2 separate regions of the Homo sapiens genome follow, and region 2 is linked to region 1. Evidence: chromatin loops called from intact Hi-C (ENCODE). Cell type or tissue: mammary epithelial cell. All regions are shown on one strand.

Evidence for each region. Hi-C counts contacts between places; a loop is a spot of excess contacts. Peaks named below come from ENCODE experiments on the same cell type or tissue, not always from the same donor. Only the 100,000 strongest peaks of a DNase experiment are listed, where the experiment ranks them.
Region 2: it touches region 1 in a loop (18-fold over the local background); 10 of 110 quality-filtered maps call a loop at or near these places.

What each region holds. Positions count from the first base shown.
Region 1 is chr4:112,210,239-112,218,238 of GRCh38, forward strand. No RefSeq gene overlaps it. Among named protein-coding and RNA genes, the nearest start is that of AP1AR, 18 kb to the right of the region's middle. RefSeq lists a silencer at 2,995-3,289. In mammary epithelial cell, a CTCF peak has its summit at 4,649 (motif pointing right); a DNase peak (open chromatin) is centred at 3,763; H3K27ac peaks cover 810 bases.
Region 2 is chr4:112,600,150-112,608,149 of GRCh38, forward strand. It overlaps ZGRF1 (zinc finger GRF-type containing 1), which reads right to left. Exons shown (of 28, transcript NM_018392.5): 9 at 5,859-5,942; 10 at 3,375-3,548. Among named protein-coding and RNA genes, the nearest start is that of ZGRF1, 33 kb to the right of the region's middle. In mammary epithelial cell, a CTCF peak has its summit at 4,625 (motif pointing left); no DNase peak of the experiment used is centred here.

The sequences.
Region 1 (8,000 bases):
TTAAAACCTATAATTGATAATTGAAGGTCTTCTCTGTAACCCTATAACACTCCAATACCACCTTGTTTTCAGTGTAAACAAGGGCATAGCCCGAAAGCACTGAGGCCACTGACAACCTGAAGTCAGCGAGACCATGAACCCACTGGAAGGAAGAAACTCCAGACACATCTGAACATCTGAAGGAACAAACTCTGGACACACCATCTTTAAGAACTGTAACACTCACCATGAGGGTCCACGGCTTCATTCTTGAAGTCAGCGAGACCAAGAACCCACCGGAAGGAACCATTTCTGGACACAGGATCACGAGGTCAGGAGATCGAGACCACCCTGGCTAACACGGTGAAACCCTGTCTCTACTAAAAATACAAAAAATTAGCCAGGCGTAGTGGCGGGCACTTGTAGTCCCAGCTACTTGGGAGGCTGAGGCAGGAGAATGGCGTGAGCCCAAGAGGCGGAGCTTGCAGTGAGCCGAGATTGCACTACTGCACTCCAGCCTGGGCAACAGAGCAAGACTCCGTGCCAAAAAAAAAAAAAAAAAAAAAAAGGAATGAAGTACTGATACATGCTACAATGTGGATGAACCTTGCAAACATTATGCTAAGTGAAAGAGTCCAGATACACAGATACACAAGGTCACATATTGCATAATTTCATTTATATAAAATGTCCAGAGACAGAAAATAGATTATGGGTAGCCAGGGACTGAGGGGAGGGAAGAACGAGGAGTAACTGCTAGGGTACCAGATTTCTTTGGGGGATGATGATAATGTTCTGGAATTAGACTGTGGTGATGGTTGTGCAATCTTGTGAATATACTAAAAGCTACTGAATTGTACACTTTAAAGGGGTGAATTATATGGGTATGTAAATTATATATCAATAATCTTTTTTTTTCATTTCATTAGGAACTGCATGCCTAAGGTCAGGGTATCAATATGATCAAGTTTATTGACTCATGGGTACAAGCATCCTGTGAGCTGATTCTTTGGGAGCTCATGATATTATTAATATTACTTACTTGATAGCATACTAAAACTAATCAATGCAGACCATATTTAAAATATCTTCATGATATACTAATTCTTAAGTTTTACTTTGAAATCTATCAAAAAGAAAGGTAATGTGACACATAAATAAAAGCAAATTTGATTATTTTACAGATTTTCATTATAATAGGACAGTGGTTCTGGTCATTTTTAGACATCTTACCACCAAGCCTGAACTACCACGCAGTAAAAACTGACAACAATCTGACCCTAAATATCAAATTAGACTCATTACAGCAAGTAACTAGCAGCTTATGTATGATCAAAATCTGATTTCTCATAGCCATGAACATATTTCCTTCCTTTACACACTGACCAAGAAGTCTGTATTTTAATTACTATAAATTATACCTTATTATGACTAATCTAAAAATGGGAATCCTTTTTTAATGTTGGGCATATACAGCAGTTATTAAATTTCTATGTTTTATTGGTAGATTTCAATGAAAACATCTAAATTCTCTGGGGTTTTCTCTGTAATTATTTGGTTGTTAATATAGTATAATAAGAGGACAATAAAATCACTGAATGGGGCTGAACCCCTCATTTCTCTTTTCTTCCCCTACACACATGGCATATTCATGTAATTTCATTTTAAGGTGTTAATTAAGGCTGGCATGGTGGCTCACGCCTATAATCCCAGCACTTTGGGAGGTTGAGGCGGGAGGATCGCTTGAGTGCAGGAGTTCAAGATCAGCCTGGGCAAAATAGTGAGAGCCCTACAACAAATAAAAAATGTAAATTAGCCAGGCATGGTGGCAAAAGTCTGTGGTCCCAGCTACCTGGGAGGCTGAAGTCGGAGGATCACTTGAGCCTGGGAGGTTGAGGCTGCAGTGAGCCATAATTGTACCACTGCACTCCAGCCTGGATAACAGAGCAAGACCCTGTATCGAAACAAAGAAAAAAGTTGTTAATTAAAATATTTTTGTTTAGCATTCAATAGGAAATTGTTGCTGAAACACCAGGTATTCTGTCTAGGTCCTGCTGCTCACAGCTCATAAAGCCAATCACTGAGACAACAATTATTGCCAAGGAAGAAGGCTTTAACCAGGTGCTACAGCTGAGGAGATGGGAGATCAATCTCAAATCCATCTCTGACTAACTAAAATTAGGCGTTTATATAGCAGGAAAGAAATGTAACAATGTATAAGAAAACAGCAACTAGGGAGGGGTAAGGAAGTGATCATAATGAATGAAGGGACTGCCATCTCATTGTCTGGATGCAGTGATCTTGTGAGTTTCAGTTCTTTGACACATTTTTTAAGAGGACTTCTGGAGGAAGAAGCCCAGATAAAATAAATGTAAGTTTCAAGCTTTAAGACCAGAACAGTTAATTTCTATGTTTATGAAAAAAACAATCTATGGCAGCAGTCTCCAACATTTTTAGCACCAGGGACTGGTTTCGTGGAAGACAATTTTTCCACAGACAGTGAGGGCCATGGTTGTGGGATGAAACTGTTCCACCTCAGATCATCAGGCATTAGATTCTCATAAGAAGCATGCAACCTAGATCCCTGGCATCCACAGTTCACAATAGGGTTCACACTCCTAAGAGGATCTAATGCTGCTACTGATCTGACAGGGGATGGAGCTCAGGTGGTAATGCTCACTCGTAGCTCACCTCCTGCTTTGCAGCCCGGTTCCCAACAGGCCATGGATGGGGGCTGGGGACCCCTGGTCTATGGGACTATTGGGTCAGTTTCAAAATGTTTATGCCAATAAAATAGACTTTTCTTATAACCTTGAATTAGTTATCTGCTGCTACATAGCAAATTACCCCAAATCATAGTGACTAAAAATAAAAATTTTATTATCTCAGTTTCTGTGAATCTGGAATTTAAGAGCCACTTAGCTGGGTGGCTCTGGCTCAGGAGCTCTCATGAAGTTGCTAGAGCTGCAGGCATTCACAGCCTTGATTGAAACTGGAGGATCCATTTCTACAAAGGCTCACGTGCATGGCTATTGGCAGTAGGCCTCAGTTCCTCATTGCACATAGAGCTGTTTCATGTATCCTCCCAACTTGTCACCTGGCTCCCGCCCCACCCCCAGGCCAGTGATCTGAAAGAGAGAGCAAGGAGCAGGCCACAAAGCATTCTATGATCTCATCTTGGAAGCTGCACATTATCACTTCCACCATACTCAATTCATTAGAAGTGAGTCCCTAAGTGCAGCCCATACTCAGAGAGAGAGGAATCAGTCTCCACCTTTAGAAGGGAGGAATGGCAAAGAATTTGTGGATGTATTTTAAAATCTCTACAAATCCCTTTAAAATAAGTTGATTCGTATGAGTATACTTTATGCTTTAAAAATAAGCCTAATATATGTATTAATTTGCCTCTGAATCTTACTTTACTAATTTTGAAAGTTATATGATCGGATTGTAATTCTTTTGTTTCAAAATTTTTTCTCCATTTCATATATTATTACTCTCTGTGAGAAAAAGTCAAAGACTAACAAGAAAAGTACTGTGATAAAGATTACTAATTCTCATCACATATCCATGTGCTTGTGTATATTTCACTGCCTTCCTTTGGGGACTTATGACAATTTTTGGCCAATAAAATGTAAGTGGTAGTAATGAATGTCACATAAATGATAAAAGAGTTAAGAACTAAGTTGCCTTTTTTTATCCCTCTTTTTCCTTGCAATGGCAACCTTGAACAACACATGTTCTAGCTGGTACAGCTACAAGAAGAAAGAGGGTGTCCTAATAGTGGATTGTGTTGTGAATGAAAAGTAAATGTTTATTATTTTAAGCCACTAAAATGCGGAAATCAACTTTTTAGTCAGCATACCGTACCGAGGGGTGACTAACACATATTGCTTCATTTTAAATGTAGCAATACAAATGTAAAAGTACAGTTCTCTTAGGTCTTGAACAAATTTTTAATTGGAAATTAAGCTATTTCCACTTAAAAACAAGTAATAGAAACTAATACTAGAATATTTAAATCCAGTCAGTGCAGCCTCATGCAGGTAGCTGTGATCTAACTGTAGACCAAAAGAAAAATAGCCTTGAGTAAAAAAACAACTTTAAGAAAGAATTGATAGAGCTTTAATTTCAGAAAAACCCAGAGATTAAGAGAAATGATAAAAGAAGTTTATGACCTTATAGTGAATCCATTCTAAAGTGATACTTCTGAAAGCTGAATGTAAGACTTAAAAAAAACTATGAAAGCAAGAAAAAAAGAATCAAATAAGCATATTCCTAATGTTTGGAGGCTAAAATCTAAGATAATGTTTTATGTGTGACAAAGCCTAGGGCCATTAACATACTAAGTGTGAAAACTGAAACTAAAACTAAATCCCTAAATTAATCACTGTATTTTAGACATCTTGTCATATGTGTCTTTGGTGGAGTAGAAGGTAGACTGAATGAAGGAGGTGAGGAGAATGATGTTCTTCCAAAGAAAAAGTGAAAGAATTGGGAATTAAGAAAAGGAGAGGCAGGAAAGATTCATAAATTGGCAGGAGAAAGAGGGAGCAAGATTATTTTAAATAAAGAAAAATAAGTAGTGATAATGAATTCCATTCATTCAAAAAGAAAAAAAAGGCCCAGTGCATTTATTTCATTTTTTTACCTGCAGGTGGCAGCTCTTCCTAAATATGTCATGGAAATGTCCATGAGTATTTCTGCATTGTCTTCCTGTAGGCAATCCTCAGAACTGAATCCCAGCTCTCAAAATAAACACAAAAACAAACAAAACCACCAAAAAAACAAAAGACAAAAACTATATTGCCATTACTTCTCAGTATAGCACTAAAAAAGAAAATTCTTTAAACAGCTTTAATTCCCCCCCAAAAATGTAAAACAAATGCCTCCAGGGAGTATAATAGAAACAAAATAACAAGTATATGACTATTTCTTCCAATATAGTAATTGTCAGTTACTTCCTGAACTTCTTGGGGTTGTGTCTTGTTTTACTTTGTTTGTTTTGTAAGTTTTTAATTGTCTGAACACATTGGCCAAATTACAAAAGGCCAGAATTACACTAATTATATTAAAAAAATTAAATACACAGGAAGACCACTGTGTATTTTTTCAAGGATACATATATGTCCAAATAAGTATTAGGAGAGCATATTGTAAAGGCATATGTTACATGCATTAATTCTAGTGTCTGGAGGAGAGGGAATGGGATTAGAAATAGAAGATGAAAGGAGAAAAATAATGAAGTTGATTTAGAGTTATCCCAAGTATTTCATGGTTTTTGTTTCTTTTGTAAATAGTATTTTTAAATTTTCTATTTTAAACTGCTTACTGTTAGTACATAGATAAATATAATTGATTTTTGTATATTTACCTTATATCCTAAAATGTCGCTACATTCACTCTCACTGGCTTCTTTTCCTTTATGTAATCCCAGTGTTCCTCAGCTGCAGATCCACTGTTAGCATCTACCATGTATAAGGTGCACAGCACATGCCAAGCACTATGGCAGATACTTTATATATCTTCCCTTCACACCACATGGCCTCTCTTCCATTTCCACATATTCTCTTATTGACTTCATCTGCTGCTCTGCCCTGACTTCCAACTCTAGTGTCTGTAGGCCTCACCTTTACCCACAGTGTAGTTTCACATTTCCAGTAGATTTCTGGACTTTGTCGTATTGTTTCTCATTGACCCCTCAGACTTGATATGTCTGAAATGGAAAGCATACTATTGTGCCATTCCAGCTTCCATCTTATATTCTATCAGAAAATATGTGCTAAAAAGTTACCACAGAAAATATTGTAGTATATTTCAAGTCACTCTATACACTGAAAAAAAAATCCATATACCTCAAACCCTATAAATTTGTATGCTTTATGATGTGACATTCCTTACCTCTGTCATTTGACCATGCTAAAGGGAAAGAAAAAAGTTGTCACCTTTTGACAAAGCAGCTAAAGAATCATCACAAAATATAATAAGTACCCACAATAAGTTGAACACATAATTCCTAAAAATAATGAACTCCTCAGAATTTAGAGAGAAAGAGATTAATAAAAGTCACTTTCTGAGTTAACTTTTCAAATGGTACTGATAATATTAGCGTGTTCTCCAAATTCCATCAAAAAGACCATGCTGCTCCTTAATTTTATCAAAGAGAGTAAATATAATGATAACTTTAGGAATAGTTTATTATTTATATTTATTATTGTCTACAACAGTGCCATTCTACAATAACTGAAGAATAATGATAAATATGGGGTGTAAAATGTGAGAACCAAAGAGCAATGATTTGTCAATATTTATCTACTTTATCTATAGCAGAAGGTATTGTGATTAACCAATTCAGGCTCTCTGGTCAGACTAATTATGTCCCTATATTAAGAAGCTATCCTAGTTAAATGACAACTGTTCACAGCCTCAACTCAGCCCATTTGCTCTTCATACCTACCACACAACTCTTTGGTATACCAACAGGCCTTTCTTATTGGGAAAAATTGTGCTCAAAAGTCAACTCCTGGGAGACGGATAAATTGAATTCCTGTGCCTCTGAATCTAGCACACACCTGAACCTTTAACCAGAAGTGACTGATCTGTCTATGACACAGCTCCTCCCTACGGCTGAACAAGTGGAATCTAGTTTCTTGCTCCCCAACACACTTTATAGTCAGCTTTACTTATATAAGCTTTTGCTTGGTATGACCTAACGAAGTTTCCAATTTTTATTATAGGCCTGGAATTTCACTCTTCAAACAGTAAATTCATTTGCTTTAGCTTAAAATACTTGAATAGATTTTTTTTTTAAAAACTATACATGTCTTATCAAAATACTTGAAGGAATTTGGGAAGGGAAAAATCCATCATTTTGTTACTTTAATACAGCTATTATTATTTTTTGTTCTCCTTTCTGGCCAAATTGCCTTATAAAAAAATGACAACAGTTGACAACTCAGCAATGTGTGTACACAGTGGTAAACTTTTTCTGTAAAAGGGCAGATTGTAAATATTTTGGGCTTTGCAAGTCATACAGTTTCTAAAGCAACTTCTCAACTCTGCTCTTGTAGCACAGAAGCAGACATAGACATTAAGAAAATGAATAACCGTTGCTTTGGTCCAATATAATTATTTGGGAATGATAAAATTTTAATTTCATATAATTTTCACGCAGCACAAAACATTATTTTTCTTTTGTTTTTTCTTTTTTTCTCCAGCATTTGAAAGTGTAAAAACCAGTCTTAGCTTGTGTGCCATCCAAATGTGGACAGTAGGCTTGATACTCATGAACACAGAGTTGACCAGCCCTATTTAAAAATAGACCATTTCTCTAGTTTTGACCTATGTCCTGAGCTCTATAGACAAATTTTCAGCTTTTTCCTGTTTATCGTGATACGAATATTCCAACAGCATGTTAAACAAAAGACGTTTAAAACCTAACTCAGAACTTACCTGAAATTCCCTATTTCTGTTGATCCACAGCTGAAATTTAGAAATCATCTAGACAGGTTCAGCAACCCCTGTGAAGTTCTGTCCTGTTTCAAATATGTCTTCACTTTCAAATTCCCATACCCAGCATCTGAATTAATGCCTTCATTTTTCTCTTCTACATTGTTGCTATGGCACTGTAATTGGTTTCCCCTACTCCAATATATCCAACATACTGCTCTCAGAAAAGCCTCCTAAAGTGCTGCTCTAATTATGTCACTACACAATTTTACAACTTTCTCTAAATCTATTGCTTACAAAATGTAATGTAAGTTCTTCCAACTGGCAGTCAAGGCCATCCAAAACATTATCCCAAATATCTTTCTAGTCTTGCCTCCCACTAACTCTCATTCAATGATGTGTTTTGTTTGTTTAGAGACAGGCTCTTTCTCAGTTGCCCAGGCTGGAGTGCAATGGCATGATCATAGCTCACTATAGCCCTGAACTCCTGGTCTCAAGTGATTCTCCTGGTCTCAAGTGATTCTCCTGCTTTGGTCTCCCAAAGCACGGGATTACAGGCATAAGTCACTATG
Region 2 (8,000 bases), 390 kb after region 1:
GCCTGCTGGGTAGCTGGGACTAGAGGCACGCAACATGACACCTACCTAATTTTTAAATTTTTTTTGTAGGGACCGAGTCTCACTATGTTGCCCAGGCTGGTCTTGAATTCCTTGCCTTAAGTGATCCTCCTGCTTCAGGCTCCTGAAGTGCTGGGATTACAGGTGTGAGTGACCTTGTCATCCAGAGAAAGATTTCTTAAGATACAAAAGCGCTAATCGTAAAGGAAACAGCAAATAAATTACATTAAAAATGATAAACTAGGGCCAGGTGTGGTGGATCACTCCTGTAATCCCAGTACTTTGGGAGGCCGAAGCAAGCGGATCACGAGGTCAGGAGTTCGAGTCCTGCCTGGCCAACATGGTGAAACCCCGTCTCTACTAGAAATACAAAAATTAGCTGGCGTGGTGGTGGGCACCTGTAATCCCAGCTACTTGGGAGGCTGACGCAGGAGAATCACTTGAACCCAGGAGGCGGAGTGTTGGGAACAAGCTGAGTGTTGGGAGGGAAACTGAGGTAGGGCTTGCATGACTGACATAATGTCCTCTGGAATGTGTGTAGACTTGCTGGCTCCTTGCTTCTAGCCCTCCTAGGCTCCTATTCCCATTATCTCAAGTAGCAGAACACGTTCCTTATAAATGCTAAACTGTCACAGCTGTAGATCATGTGCCTGCCCTTTTGACCTCCACATTCTCACCACCTGTTTCTCTGTTGGATTACCAATAAACAGTGTGGGCTCCCAGAGATCGGGGCCTTCGCAGCCTCCATGATCGCGATGGCCACCTGGTCCCAGTTTTACTTCTCATACTGTCTTTTTCTCAATCCTTTGACTCTGCCAGACTTCATCACCCCTACAACCTGGTGTTGGGTCTGATCACCCCAACAGCAGAGGTTGCAGTGAGGCAAAATCACGCCACTGCACTCCAGCCTGGGCAACAGAGCAAGACTCCATCTCAAAAAAAAAAAAAAAATGATAAACTAGGCCAGGCGTGGTGGTTCACACCTATAATCCCAACACTTTGGGGGGCTGAGGCAGGAAGATCGTTTGAGCCCAGGAGTTCAAAACCAGCAGCAACCTGGTGAAACAACATCTCAAAAAAATTTTAAAAATTAGCTGGGCAGCCGGGAGTAGTGGCTCATGCCTGTAATCCCAGCACTTTGGGAGGCCGAGGCAGGCAGATCACTTGAGGCTAGGAGTTTGAGAACAACCTGGCCAACATAGCAAATTGTTAAGCTAGTTCTAAATGTATATGCAACCATACTAAAAATACAAGAAATTAGCCAGGCATGGTGGCGCATGTCTGTAATCCCAGCTACTCGGGAGGCTGAGGCAGGAGAATTGCTAGAACCCAGGAGGCAGAGGTTTCAGTGAGCTGAGATCACGCCACTGCACTCCAGACTGGGTGACAGAGCAAGACCTTGTCTAAAAAAAAAAAAAAAATTAGCTGGGCATAGTGGTGGGCACATGTAGTCCCAGCTACTCGAGAGTCTGAGGCAGGAGGATTGCTTGAGTCCAAGAAGTTGAGGCTGCAGTGAGCCATGTTCATGCACTGCACTCCAGCCTGGGTGACAGAGTTAAGACTCTGTCTCAAAAAACAACAAAAAAAGAAAAATTTTTGATTCATCAAAGATACCATTAAGAGTGAAAAGGTAAGTAAGGGTCAGGAAAGATATTTGCAAAGCATACAACTGACAATGAGTAGGTATCCAAATTATATAAAGAATTCCAGAAAATTTTTTAAAAGATAAGCACGTCAATTAAAAAATGAGGAAGAGGCCAGGCATGGTGGCTCACGCCTGTAATCCCAGCACTTTGGGAGGACGAGGCCGGCAGATCACCTGAGGTCAGGAGTTCGAGACCAGCCTGACCAACATGGAGAAACCCCATCTCTACTAAAAATACAAATTAGCTGGGCTCAGTGGCACATGCCTGTAATCCCAGCTACTTGGGAGGCTGAGGCAGGAGAATCGCTTGAACCCAGGAGGCAGAGGTTGCAGTGAGCCAAGATCACGCCATTGCACTCCAGTCTGGGCAACAAGAGCAAAACTCTGTCTCAAAAAAAAAAAGGAAGAAAGCTGAACAGGCACTACATCAAAGAGGATAAAGAGATGGCCAATAGGCATACAAAAAAGGTCCCAACCTCACTATCAGGCAGGAAAATGCAAATTAAAACTACAACTGAAGTACCAATATATACCCACCAGAATAGCTAAAACTGAAAACCAAAAACAGCATCAAGTGTTGGTAAAGATGTAGAGTGATGGGCACTCTCATACACTCCTAATGGAAATGTAAATTATAAAAACCACTTTGGAAATCAGTTTTGCATTATGTACTAAAAGTAAATATATCCTATCCAGTGACTCAATGATGCTACTCCTAGGTAATATAACCAACATAAGTATGTCACGCATGTGTGTATATGTACATGTTCATGATGGTACTTGAATGTTCACAGCAGCAGTATCTGTAATAGTCCCTTAACACAAATAACACAAACATCTGAAGAATGGATAAATTGGGATATATTTATGCAACAGAATACTACACCAGCAATTAAAATGAATAAATTATAGCCACAGGCAACAACATAAATGAATTTCAGAATTGCAATATTAAACAAAAGAGGGCAGACACAAAGAATACACTGTGTATGATTCTATTTATATAAAGTTTTAAAAGCAAAACTAATAGATGGTTATAAGTCAAGACAGTGGATATCTTAGGGAAAAGTGAAAAGGGTAGTGATTGAAAAGGGGCAGAAGGAGAGCTTCTGAGATGCTGAGAATGCTCTATTTGTTAAAGGTGGAGGTTATATGAGTATGCTTTGTGATGATTTACTTATTTCATATATGTATTATGCTTTTTTTTCTTTATTTCTTCTCATATGTATTATGCTTTGACAAAAAGGGAAATTTAAAAAAAAATCTCTTTGATGAACACTGTTTCAAATACATGCTTATCATTCTAACCTCATGACCTCTATTTTCATCCCCAGAAATCTGCCTTTGGTAGCAACTAGAGGTACTCAGTGTCATATTTAAAGAGAGAAGGGAAATATCAGAAGAAAAAAAATCTATTAGATGTTAAACAGGTGAGTATTTTCTTTGTGTAATGTACCTGTTTGCTTTTGTCATGAATTTATAGTCTTCTCTGAAGTGAAAAGTAATCTGTTAAACTCCCAATGTTAAAAAAGTAATACATCTTTCAAGTAAAATACTTTTGTTATTTAGTTTTGAGATATTATGCTTCTTGTCAATTTACTGTACTCCTTTTTAACTTATAACTGTATAAACAACTATACTATTTTCACAAAATGTAGTATTAACATAAAGAAAATGATTTGGCAAAATGCAACTATAAAAATATTTTTACCTGCAAGAAGTCAATCTGCATACACGTGCTAGGTAACTCTGGTGTCTCTGTCATAAAGTTTTCATACTCAGTGCTATCTGGAAACTGACTGCATCCTAGCTGTGAGCTGTGTCCTCTGACCATTACACCACTAGTAGCTGATCCTTTTACTTGATGTCCTTGAAACTCAACAGGCTACAGGTAAATTATTAAAAATAAGAACTGCATAACTATATGTTGACATATATATTCACAAAGTAAACACACAGAATACAATACATAATTCAGCTTTTTATTACAGGAACTATTGTAAATACCAGGAACTAATGCTGAAAACCGGGAAATTCTCCTATTATCCTAAAACATACGTTATGGGTAACAAATTCAAAGTGCATCGATTTAACTACATTTAAGTTCAACATTAAAAAGTATGATTTAGGCTGGGCATGGTGGCTCACATCTGTAATTCCTGCACTTTGGGAGGCCAAGGTGGGTGGATCACTTGAGGTCAGGAGTTCAAGATCAGCCTGACCAACATGGTGAAACCCCATCTCTACTAAAAATATAAAAAATTAGCCAGGCGTGGTGGTGCACGCCTGTAATCTCAGCTACTCGGGAGGCTGAGGCCGGAGAATTGCTTGAACCAAGGAGTTGGAGGTTGCAGTGAGCTGAGATCACGCCACTGCACTCCAGCCTGGGTGACATAGAGAGATTCCATCTCAAAAAAAAAAAAGTATGATTTATAGCCAATGAGGGGGAAACAAATGAATAAGTATAATTTTATTACAAGCATAAAGATGAGTATAATAATAATAGCTAATTAAACCAGAAATATTTAGTTGCTTCTCAATGCTTCCACTATATATTATACAACTATGCATTACATACAATACTATATATTATAGACTCACAACTTCATACTTCAATGAAGTTTTTCCTTATTTCTGTACTAATTGTACTGTAAGCCCCTTGTGAGCAGAGATGTTTTGCTTCATCTAGGTACCACACAGTACTTGGTATACAGGAAGCAATAAATAAACAGCCAGTAACAGAAAGGGAACAATGAGAAAGAATGCAAACAGCATTTCTCTTTACTTAGGGGTTTTGTAAAATATCAGGCTCAACTGCAGGATGGGTGGTGGACTCTCTGCCTCTCAGTAGAAAGATGTGATATCCTACTGCTCTGAGAGCAAAAGCCTAAGAGTGTGATTCCAATGTAGACATGTTCCTTAGACAGGCTCTTTCACTCAGTCTGTTTTCAGGCTTCAAATGGCTTTCTCTGCTGCCCCCTGGAGGGTTCTAGGATTTTTTACTCCATACAAAGTAAAGCTTACCCAAAATGTGGAAAAATAAGACTGTAACAGAGTCAAAGGAATGTAGGTAAAGGATTAATTCATTTTTAACTAACAAAATGACAGTAATATATAATTTGAATATACTCTTATTCAAAAATGAAGAACTGTAAATCACACATTTGAAAGAAAAATCTAATTTAAATGCCCCTTTAATAGGACTTTGGTGGAAAATATTCTTCTGAATTTAAAAATAAACATTGCAATAAAAATGAGTCTCAACTGTTAAAGATTCTGTATATTTCTGCTTCTGCTTTGTCTGATGGGTAATGTATACTCCCCACAAGGAAACAGGTACATTACCTCCCCCACTTTTTTTTTTTTGAGACAGAGTTTCGTTCTGTCACCCAGGCTGGAGTGCAGTGGCACAATGTTGGCTCGCTGCAACCTCCACCTCCCAGGTTCAAGTGATTCTCATGCCTCAGCCTCCAGAGTAGCTGGGACTACAGGTGTGTACCACCACACCCAGCTAGTTTTTGTATTTTTAGTAGAAACGGGGTTTTGCCATGTTGACCAGGCTGGTCTCGAACTCCTGGCCTCAAGTGATCCACCCGCCTTGGCCTCCCAAAGTACTGGGATTACAGGCATGAGTCACCATGCCTGGCCAAAATAGGTACCTTGCCTTCTATGCTGCCATGTAGATCTCTTCCAGAGGTGTGTTGGGTTTTAGGAGTAGAACTGCTATTTACAAAACCCATCCATTTTTATGCTGTTGTCTTTGTTAATTTTTGATATAGAATAGGTAGCACTACTTAGATGTTGGTTACGTATACTTCTATATACTCAGAAGTATAAGTGGCAGAATAGACTATAATAAGTTAAAGGGTATAAAGATACTCATTTTGTTCCCCACAGAGTATTCATTAATTTTACTCTACATGGCTTTGTGTCCAACCCCTAGAGTATCCTATGTACGGAAGGATAATGTAAACACTGTTATTATTAGCTCATTAGTAGTATAGAGAAAGTTTAAGACCAAAAAGGGGGGCAGGAGTCATTAAATAGTTTTTCTTGTTCTTAAAACCAGACTTATTTATTATGCTACTAACCTTCTGCCTGTGAAAACTCTGATACTTGTTTTTTTGTTTTTTTGTTTTAAACAGAAAAGAAAATGTAGTTGGTTAAATAAATCGATGTTCTTCACAAATTTTACCTTAGGGTCACAGGTTTTTCTCTCTATTTGTTTAGGAATAACAGCTTGAAAAGCAGTCTCTTCTTTACTTCCCGAGGAAGAGAACTAGGATAAAATATGAATAAGTTATCTAGTTAGCTAGAATAGTTTCACAGGTGATTCATGATTTTGATGGAAAAATAATTGCAAAACTTAAGTTTGCCCTGTGAAAACACACTTGCCATCTCTATCTTGCTTCTGTCTACACACACATACAAGCTAGCTCTCCCTGGCAAAGGGGTACTTTAGCAGGTAAGTCACTATGCTAATTAATTTGAAAACTTAGCACATTAGAAAATTCTGATTCTAAATTTTTAATTAAATCTTTGAACACTAGAAAAAAATGCCAGGTATAACTGGGTGCAGTGGCTTACGCCTGTAATCCCAGCACTTTGGGAGGACGAGGCAGGCAGATCACCTCAGGTCAGGAGTTCGAGACCAGCCTGACCACCATGGAGGAACCCCATCTCTACTAAAAATACAAAATTAGCCTGGCGTGGTGGCACATGCCTGTAATCCCAGCTACTCAGGAGGCTGAGGCAGAATTGCTTGAACCCTGGAGGCAGAGATTGTGGTGAGCTGAGATCACGCCATTGCACTCCAGCCTGGCCAACAAAGCAAAACTCCGTCTCAAAAAAAAAAAAAATAGAAAAAGAAAAAAATGCCAGGTACATAATAAATCACCTGTCAAACCTAATACTATGTTAATGCAGATCATCTATTTTAAAATTAGTAAGAAATGAAAGGAAGAAAAATTGAAAAAGTGTAATTGACTATTTGAAGAATGAATCATCTCCTAGCAATCACAAAACACGATACTGACAACAGCAACAAGTCATTTTTAGTTCATCAAGTAATATACAAAATAACCATAATTTTTCATATGACTTGGATAGACACAGAAAATGAATTCAACTACAAAAGTAATTGTTTAAATGTTTAACAAATATGAAGAAAAAACACTTCCCCAACAGACCAGAGATAAAGTAGTATATTTCTTCAAATAATGGTCACTTTCCTTTAATAACACTTATATATAAGCACAACTGCCAACCAAGTAGCTCTTAAAAATATTCAACCTATATTTTAGAATTAGAATTTTTTCTTTTTTTTTTAAGAGACAGGGTCTTGCTCTGTCACCCAGGCTGGAGTGCAGTGGCGCAATCGTTGTTCACTGAAGCCTTGACCTCTGGGATCAAGTAATCCTCCTGCTTCAACCTCTTGAGTAACTGGGACTACAAGCATGTGCCACCATGCCACCTAATTATTTTTATTTAAAAAAATTTTTTTTAGAGTTGGAGTCTCACTGTATTGCCCACACTGATCTCAAACTCCTGGCCTCAAATGATACCCCTGTCTTGGCTTCCCAAAGTGTTGGGATTACCCGTGTGAGCCACTGTGCCAAGCCAGAATTACAATTTTCTAATATACAGTTTTCAAAATTAATTCGCATACTACCTTCTCGCAAGAATAGCTCTTTTGCAATATGTAGTTAATTATACTTTTAAAAATGAGGCAGAAGTGGCATTAAGGGTATCTTCAAAGAACACACTGTTTTGAAAGTTCCTTCTACCACCAACATACATAAAGAGGTTGTTTCAGAGAGTTGTAGTAAGAAGAGCCATTATAGGCCAGGCACATGCCTATCTATAATCCCAGCACTTTGGGAGGTGGAGGTGGGAGGATTGCTTGAGGCCAGGAGTTCAAGACCAGCCTGAACAATGTAGTCAGACTCCATCTCTACAAAATAAAAAAATAAAAAATAATTATCCAGCCATCGTACTGTGCACCTGTGGTCCCAGCTACTTTGGAGGCTGAAGCAGGAGGATGGCTTGAGCACTGGAGGTCAAGGCTGCAGTGAGCTGTGACTGTGCCACTGCACTCTAGTCTGGGTGACAGAGTAAGAACCCGTCTGAAAAAAGAAAAAAAAAAGAGCCATTACAAAAATACAAATGTACTCCTATCTTAAAGCTAAAAACAGATTTAAATAATTTTTATTGCAATAGATTATTAAGACCTTTTCATTACTGTGAGATGACAGCATATTTTTATTGTCTTGTTAATAAGAGGGGGATCATACTATGTCATATTATGTGGTCCAGGCTGGACTCTATCTCAACTCAA